2 separate regions of the Mus musculus genome follow, and region 1 is linked to region 2. A link is a loop called in an ENCODE intact Hi-C map of the cell type or tissue named here. Cell type or tissue: heart. All regions are shown on one strand. Region 1 has its middle 3.4 kb from the start of Gm12514. Region 2 overlaps Zfp462 (zinc finger protein 462).

Evidence for each region. Hi-C counts contacts between places; a loop is a spot of excess contacts. Peaks named below come from ENCODE experiments on the same cell type or tissue, not always from the same donor. Only the 100,000 strongest peaks of a DNase experiment are listed, where the experiment ranks them.
Region 1: a loop joins it to region 2, with 2.2 times the contacts of the local background. A loop is called at or near these places in 1 of 42 quality-filtered maps.

Annotation. Positions count from the first base shown.
Region 1 is chr4:55,140,590-55,144,589 of GRCm38, reverse strand. No RefSeq gene overlaps it. Among named protein-coding and RNA genes, the nearest start is that of Gm12514, 3.4 kb to the right of the region's middle. In heart, no CTCF peak of the experiment used is centred here; a DNase peak (open chromatin) is centred at 2,069; H3K27ac peaks cover 1,026 bases.
Region 2 is chr4:55,075,515-55,079,514 of GRCm38, reverse strand. It overlaps Zfp462 (zinc finger protein 462), which reads right to left. Exons shown (of 13, transcript NM_172867.3): 12 at 128-251. Among named protein-coding and RNA genes, the nearest start is that of Gm42289, 8.4 kb to the right of the region's middle. In heart, no CTCF peak of the experiment used is centred here; DNase peaks (open chromatin) are centred at 1,374, 1,894 and 2,204; H3K27ac peaks cover 386 bases.

The DNA of each region.
Region 1 (4,000 bases), 65 kb before region 2:
AGGAATCAGAGGCTTCTGGAGCCAGCAGTTCAACCGCCCACTCACTACCTGACACAAAATCCAGTACACCTGACTTTTGGGAGGTACTAGGGGTGGTGAACAGGCTAGACTTGAACTTCCTCTGAAGCTAAGGATTTCTTTGTGTTCCTGATGTTTCTACCTCTACTGGGAAATATAGACATTTGGCATTCTACACAGTTTGTATATGCTAGGCAGGTACTCTACCCATGAGGCCAACCCCTGGCCCTCTGTGCCTCACTCTTCTCATATACAAACCGAGAACAAAACCAGCACATAACTTAGGCTTATTCTTGGGAGGCTTAGATAACTTTGTAAATGTAAAGTGCTTGGATATTGCCTGTGCAGCAGCAAGCCTTGGCCAATGTTAAACGGAACTCGTGACTCTCTACCTATTATGTTGGTGGAGAGTCACTCCCTCTACCACTCTAGAGTGAATGTGTCCAGTGCAAAAGTTTAGCTTCTTTCCCATACAGAGAGACCGTGAGATGCCTTTATGGTTTGATGTGTTGGGAAAGAGGACTAGCTGGAAGGTTCACCTAAGGCAGTGACTAGATTTCTGTCTCACAAGGTCTAGAAGCTCGGGGCTCACAGGGATGGCACTCAGTTAAGGGAGGGCAATGTTGCAAAACTGAATTAGACTTCTCTCAAAATGGGCCACTTTGTCCTGACTGGACCATCAGGGCCCTCATCCAGGAGAGTTTGCATTTATGATTCTCACTCATGCTGCGATCACTGGAGCACCTTGAGGGGAAGTGGTCCTGTGTATAGTAGGGGGGGGGGCACACAGGAAAGATACTTGGACCCTCAGATGCAGGAAGCAAGTGGCCCAGGGAGTCATGGTGGTTAAATGAAATAGTCTATTGTCATGAAATCTGACCTGAGGGAACTGCCTTAAGAGAACAGCTTACCATGGATGAGTCTGCCAAGCAGAAGCCAAGGGCTGTACTGCAAGAGGGACTGACACACTGGACAGCTGTCACATCTAGGGAACCTGAGGGTCAGTGTCCAAGATCTACTTACAGTGGTTTATGGGACTTGGACATTCCTGATCATTTATGATCTTCTCTGGGAACTACTTTCAGAACTTGTTGTCATCTGGGAGAATGGCCCTGGAAAAATGACCTGCTGAAAGCAGGCTGAGGACAATGGCTGGATGCTGAGCTTTTAAGTGAGGCAGAGCTATTATAAGGGACACTGAACATTTAAACAACTAGTTTGTCTCTCCCTGTAGCAAGGCATAAACAGACTGGGTCTTCCACCAGCTCCAGAAACCATTTTCTCCTTTAGAAAGTTGCTTACAAATATATGGTCATCATGCCAGCAGTAAACTGACAGCCACCATCTTAGCCATCAGTCAGGTTCAAGGTTGCTCTCCTGCAAAGTAGAGTAAAGTTCAGTTTGAAATAGGATGGGTGTGGCTTTGCAGAGATTAGTGTTGAGCAAATCATTTTTGTTGTTGTTGTTTGTTTTGGTTTTTTGAGACAGGGTTTCTGTGTAGCCATGGCTGTCCTGGAACTCATTCTGTAGACCAGGCTGGGCTCAAACTCAGAAATCTGCCTGCCTCTGCCTCCCAAGTGCTGAGATTAAAGGTGTGTGCCATCACTGCCCGGCGAGCATTCTTGAGAGGCCCCCACTAAGTCAAAAGAAGCCCCCGGGTTGATATTTGGAAAACACAAGTCATTGCTTTTATGATTTAGCTACTAAAATTCTTCCATTCATTCCAGAAAGCCTTCTGACTCAGTTGCCTATTTTACTCTCAGACCTTACTGTCTTAGTCTGAGCACCTTACTGTCTTAGTCTGAGCCATTCTCTCAAAGAGGAGATATATCCTGCTTTCCTTGTCTGGGGTAATTTCATCAGCCTTTGTCCTCTTTGTTTTGCTATCTGTAGAGTCCTGGCACACTGACTGGGCCAGGCTTACTTCCTCTTTCAGGCAGGCTTGGCTTATCTCCAGAATGATTTGAGACCTGTTTTGGAAGTATGTGTGGGAGGTGGGCTGATGTGGAAATAAAGGTCAGATAAATAACCATTGTCACTGGGAGACCCAGGTAGAACAGAATCTGCGGGTCAACAGCAAAGGTTCCTCATGGCCTCTGCTCCACTGCTCGCACATGACCTTTCCATTGTCCTTGGAAAAGATAAGGAATGTGTCTGCTGGGAGAGTCCCTAGAATCCAAGGCCCCTGATTGCTGTACAAAGACGGAACAGATCTTAGAGTCCGTAGCTCTGGGTCTCTCCAGGAGTCCTGCCCTTGGGAAAAAGGTGGATTTGGAATGGATTTACGATGCCACGTGTTGGGGGTGGGAAGCTGGTAACTGCATGGATGGTGTTTTACTTGCTCAAATGAATCAAAGGCCCCTTCTGTGTGTTGGCTAGTTGAGCTTTCCTAAGATTCAGTTACCTCTGCTTCACTCTGTTGACTCATCAGCAGTTACAGCATTGGATCTGGACCTTCCCCCTCATTATTTGTGCTCTACATGGCCAGGCCACTGCTTCTTCCTGCCCAGTGGGCCGTGTCTGTTTATCTTCTGGGACAAAGGCTGACAAACTACAGGCCAGTACCCAAATTTGGCCCTCCAAAACCACAGCGAAGAATGGCTCTGATATCTAATGTCAGTTGCAAGCTGAACAATTAAACAAGGTGCCCAAGTGGCTATTCTTGATTTCACTCCTTGATTTGAAAGCCTAAAATATGTCTATCTAGTCCTTTCCAGAGAAAATTTCCTGTCCTCTTTATGGTATCATGACATCCTTTGCTGCTTAGTGTTTGTCTGCTAATTCTATCAAGCACAATCGCTTTGTACAAACTGTTCCTCCTCCTTAAATCTATCTTGGGCTTCTCCCCCAATATCTCATATATCCCAGGCTGGTGTGGAATGATCTTGAATGATCTTGAATTTTTGGTCTTCCTTATGCTGGCATTCCAGGTATGTGCTATTACACCATTTCTGTTTGAGTTCCTGGGGTGGTGGGGATGGAATCCAGGGCTTTGTGTATGCAAGGCAAACATCCTACTAACTGAGCTATAGCCCCAGGCCCAAAGTGCCTCTGTTCTGTGCCTGGTGCCTGGTGCTTGGTGCCTGGTGTCTGGTGCTTAGAATTCTGATGGGATAAGTCATTGTTTTCCTAAGAGTACATGACTCAGTGACAAAGACACATTTACAACTGTGAGTAGAGAAACACAGGAAATACTTGAGTTAAAGACAAGGTCATTGCTATCAGAATGAGGTTATCAGAGAGTGCTTTCTGGAAACAATGGTATTGCCACTGAATTTTTAAGAAAAAGCAGTAGTTTGCAGCACCAGATTGGGGGACACATTTGAAGATTTTTACCCATGAGAAAATAAATTTGTGAAGCCAGGGTTGTCAAGAACTTTGCATCAAGAGAAAGCCAGGATAGGTCTCACAAGGACAGAGATAGCTCAAGGCTTATTTGTTCTTTGTAAGGATGGTATGGTTGCAATGTAAAGAATGAAGCAAGATGGGGCAGGAAGACTAGATAAGAGGACCTTATTCACCCAGTTAAGAAATCTTGAGATGTGAAGAGCACTCAGGTTTGAGGTCATTTAGTGAACCCTTGCTGTGTTACAGGTGAGTGTTTAGCTCTAGGCATTCAATAGATAGATGATAGAGTCATTGGCTTATGTAGGGGATGCTTTGAAGACCTGGTGGTGTGCAGGAAGACTGTGGTTTGGGGCTGCCTGTCATTCAAACCATAATAACTTTAGAATTACTGCTGAGCCTAAGTTACTCCATATTATGTCCAACAGTGGTTGTTTAAACTGTGCCTTACCCTGAGAGACATTGTTTTGGGGAGTTTTGTTTGTTAGTTTGTTTTGGTGTTTTCAAACAGGGTTTCTCTATGTATCCCTGGCTGTCCTAGAACTTGCTCTGTAGACCAGGCTGGCCTTGAACTCAGAAATCCGATTGCCTCTGCCTCCTGAGTGCTAGAATTAAAGGGATGAGCCACCATATTACC
Region 2 (4,000 bases):
CCTGCCCTCCATGCTCAGTAAGGTGATACCAGGTGGTGGGGGTAGGAGCTCTTTGTACTATTAGGGGACTCTTGCCTTCCTCCCACCCTCTCGCTTGGGACAAAGGTCTTCTTGGTGCCCAACTTACATGCCGTGTCTCAACACGTGTCTTTCCCACTCAGAGCCCTGTGAGAACGCCCGTCCACAGAATTCACATGGAAATCGCTTCTCTGTGTTCACACCAGGCCCCCGGTCTGCAAATCTCATCAGCTCTGCAAACAGAGAGAAAAGACCAGCATTTCCTTTGTGTTTCTGGAAATCTAGAGAGGATCAGTCAGCATTCACTGGAAAATATTTCCCGACTTACCTGGGAAGCTAAACCGGAAGCCATTGGCAGGTACTGCCAGACTCCCCACTGACTCTGGGCTTCTCTGAAGGACACTTCCAGAGTAGAGCTGAATAGGAGCTGTCCTGCTTCAGTCACTTATTATGCAACAAGTCTCCTTATTTATGCAACTTCTGCTATCATCAACAACCCAGGTTCCTTCTGGCCAGAAAAGGCTCCTTGGCTTACTCTAAGACCCTTTACATCTCTTTTCTAATTAACTCATCCCTTCTGCAGGGTCTGACCAAGGGCTTGACAGCTCGGCAGCTACTCAGTGTGAATTTGAAACAGGGCTATCTGCTCACTAAGAAGAAAATAGACCACAGAAAGCGCCCAACCTGGTTCTACAGAGTAGGCCACAGGACTTCTTCGTATTTCAAGTTAGGCCAAAGCATCACAACATGTGTACCTCCTTTGTCGGATGGATAGGAGCCCTGCAGAGACCCTCCTGGGTGGTACCCTAAGCAACGCTGAGGTTGGGCCGCCGGGAGCTTATATAAAAGCATGTCTGGGACATTGAGATGTCTCAGTAGATTAATGTTGCCTGCTCCCAGGCTCCATGACCGGAGTTTGATCCCTGGAGCCCACATAGTGGGAGACAAAAACCACCAACTCCTGCAAATTGTGCTTGGACCTCCACGTGTACAACTCTCTCACACATACGATAAATAAACACATGTAATAATAACTAATGATAAGAAAAGCAAGCATGTCCCCAGCCACTGACAGATCCTGGCCAACCGCCCAGTATTTATTTCTCAACCGGTGATATTCACAAGTACTGGGATACGCAGACATTTCTGAATGGGTCTGGTGTACACAGCAAATATTGGTCTAGCTGTTTTCTTCACTCCTGTGATGCTGCCACATGTGAGGGGCCTTATACACATGGATTGGCTAGCGAATTGTTTATAAGCCACACCTCCTGGCAAGCTCAAAGATGAGGGTTTACGTGGCCTTTGTGCTGTCCTTAGTCCTAAGCCCAGATGTCTTTCATTAGCCCACTGAGGGCCAAGTCTTCACACGGATAGTAAGTAGCAGACTACACAGTTCTGAAAAAAGGGTGGAGCTTGGGGAAACGTGATCATTTTCATCTCTGATTACCGTGGGCCCCTCAGCAGATTAGACGTCACAGGAAGACAACTTCTGATTGAAATGCCCCATATTTCATGAAATCTTCCAGACATTAGCTAGGACTCTGGGATGCCTTCATCCACTTCACAAGAAAGCTACGTGAACAGGGCCAGTTCTCACAAAAGACAAGGCATTCTCTCACAAATTAAGAAGATCACCACACAAGCCATTAAAAATAATTGCACAGACTATCTTCCTTGATTCTTTTCACTGGAAATGACACAGCGCCATCTGGTCTGCGCATTAATTCCTTAGCAGGGATTATCTTGGGCAAGAAATCAACAGAATGCCTTCCTGACTCCTCCTAGTTGCATAATGAGAGGGGGCAGGGTGGGCGGCGTTCTGCTTGGGTTCCTTTCAATTTCTTCGTGCGTGCGTGGCTTCTCTCTGAAATTCCCAGGCTGATCTTGCTGTGTGTCTATTCTGAGTACAGTCCTCAGCTCTCATGTCTGGGAAGGAACTGGGGAACAGGAAGGCCATGAACTCCCCAACCAAAGGTGTCTATATGAACGTCCAAATGATTCACAAGGAGAATGGAGCTGGTACTTGATCCTCTGCCCTCAGGAAACATGAAGCCGGTCATCTATTGTCTCCAAGGGCACATGCTAAGCTTCATCCTCACAGAAGAAGCCAGTCTACCTGTCACATCTCAAATCACTCTCCCTCAGCCTGAGAGCTGAGCTAATAGCCCCTCGTGCACTCTGCCAGAAGCCAGGATGTCTGGCAAAAACACCCCAGGCTATTGTTGGCCCTGTCTTCTTGGCAACAATCTACTGAGGTGGTGGAAGATTGATTCTAGGTTGTTTCCAAAGAGAAGGAGATAGGACAAAGGGAACCGTTCTTGCAAGGATGTGTGACAGGGAAGGGACAGTTTCAGCTTGCAATTCCCAAGGTACTCAAGTCAGTCCCTCATACACAACTTGTCTACCCAAGGAGGAGTTTTTCTTCTTTTGTTTAGGTCTCTGGATGTAGACATGACACTTTCAGAGGGAAGTAGAAGCCAGGCTGTTCGCCCTAATTCCATCTCGTGTGAAGCCGAAAGCCCAGTGGATAGACTGAGATCAAGCTGGACAAGCAGGAAGATGTGCTTGCTACCTCACATATTTCAGACGCGGTGTTTTCTCATGGCCTAAGCTTGTTTTATTTGTTTTGGGGGAGAGCATTGGGAAATGGAGGGCTCTGGAATGCTGATGGCTTCAGAAATAGCCTAGGCGTAGCCTTAGACATGAAGAAAGTCAAAATATCCAAGAAGGAATCTTTTATCTCATCAAGAGGGACAAGCAGAGCCCGAGTACCAGGAAGAAAAAGAAGCTTTTGTAGACTCACTCAGAAGCATCCTGTCTCCCTCTCCCTGAGGACAGCCAAAACAGTGAAGAGATGTTAAGGATTTGTTGTGAAGAACATATTTGTTAAAAGGTTAAAAAAAAAAGAAGGAAAGAAGGAAGGAAGGAAGGAAGGAAGGAAGGAAGGAAGGAAGGAAGGAAGGAAGGAAGGAAGGAAGGAAGGAAGGAAAAGAAATAAGGCATACTTCTGAGATCACAAGCATTTCCCTTATAAGAAATGGCCCTGAGTCAACCTACAGGAGAGGCTTTTGTTTTATGCAGTCTTGCAGGTTGACCACAGCAAGCAGCTTTTGACAAGTTAGCACGTTTTGGCTGTAAGCCTTGGCTCTCTATGTTAGTTGGAGATTGAAGGACCCAACTAGATCCCTTGATTATCACAGTGGGAGGGTAGGGACAAAAAAAACCACAGAAGAAAATGGCCTCAGGAAGACCTGCTCAGGTCTGCTAGATATTCTGCCATGGGGCCTTAGTCTAGCCCAAGGGCTAGTGCATTTCATGACTAGCGTCTCTTTAAAAAAAGAACACGTTAGCACTCTAAGGGGTTGAAGATGTGTGTAGTGTTAAGAGATCTGCTCTGGAACAACAAGACTGAGATTTACCCTTCAGTGGGTTTATTATCTATCTTCTTACCTTACTTTAGATAGGTTTTAAGTTTGTCAGAACTCTTATTTATTAGGTCCATGTCTTGGATGCCATGCCATTTAATTAATGTTTTTGGCACTCTTAAAATCCACGGCCTCTCACACCACAGGCAAGAATTTTATCACTGAGTTACATCTACCCTTCGCTTTCCATTGTAACGTCAAGGTAACTAGAAAAGACCCCATATAGCCATAACAACCTAGAGTGAACACGATAAGAAGTTCGAGGCACTCCATTCCGTGACTTTAAGATACTTAAGGAAAGACAAGGTCACCAAAACAGCTTGACAGTAACCTAGAATCAGTTTCATGGAGCAATGGAATAGGAACACTCTCTCAGTCAATTGAGCTTTGAGAAAGTTGCCAATATCACTATCAGGCACCACAGGCAGAAGAAAGAAACTAGATCCTGACCTCCCAGATGGAAAAACAATCAACTCCAAATCAGTAAGAGATTGAAACATAGGTCCTAAAACCACAAAAGTTGCTGGAGGAAAACTCGGGGGAAATCTCCAGGA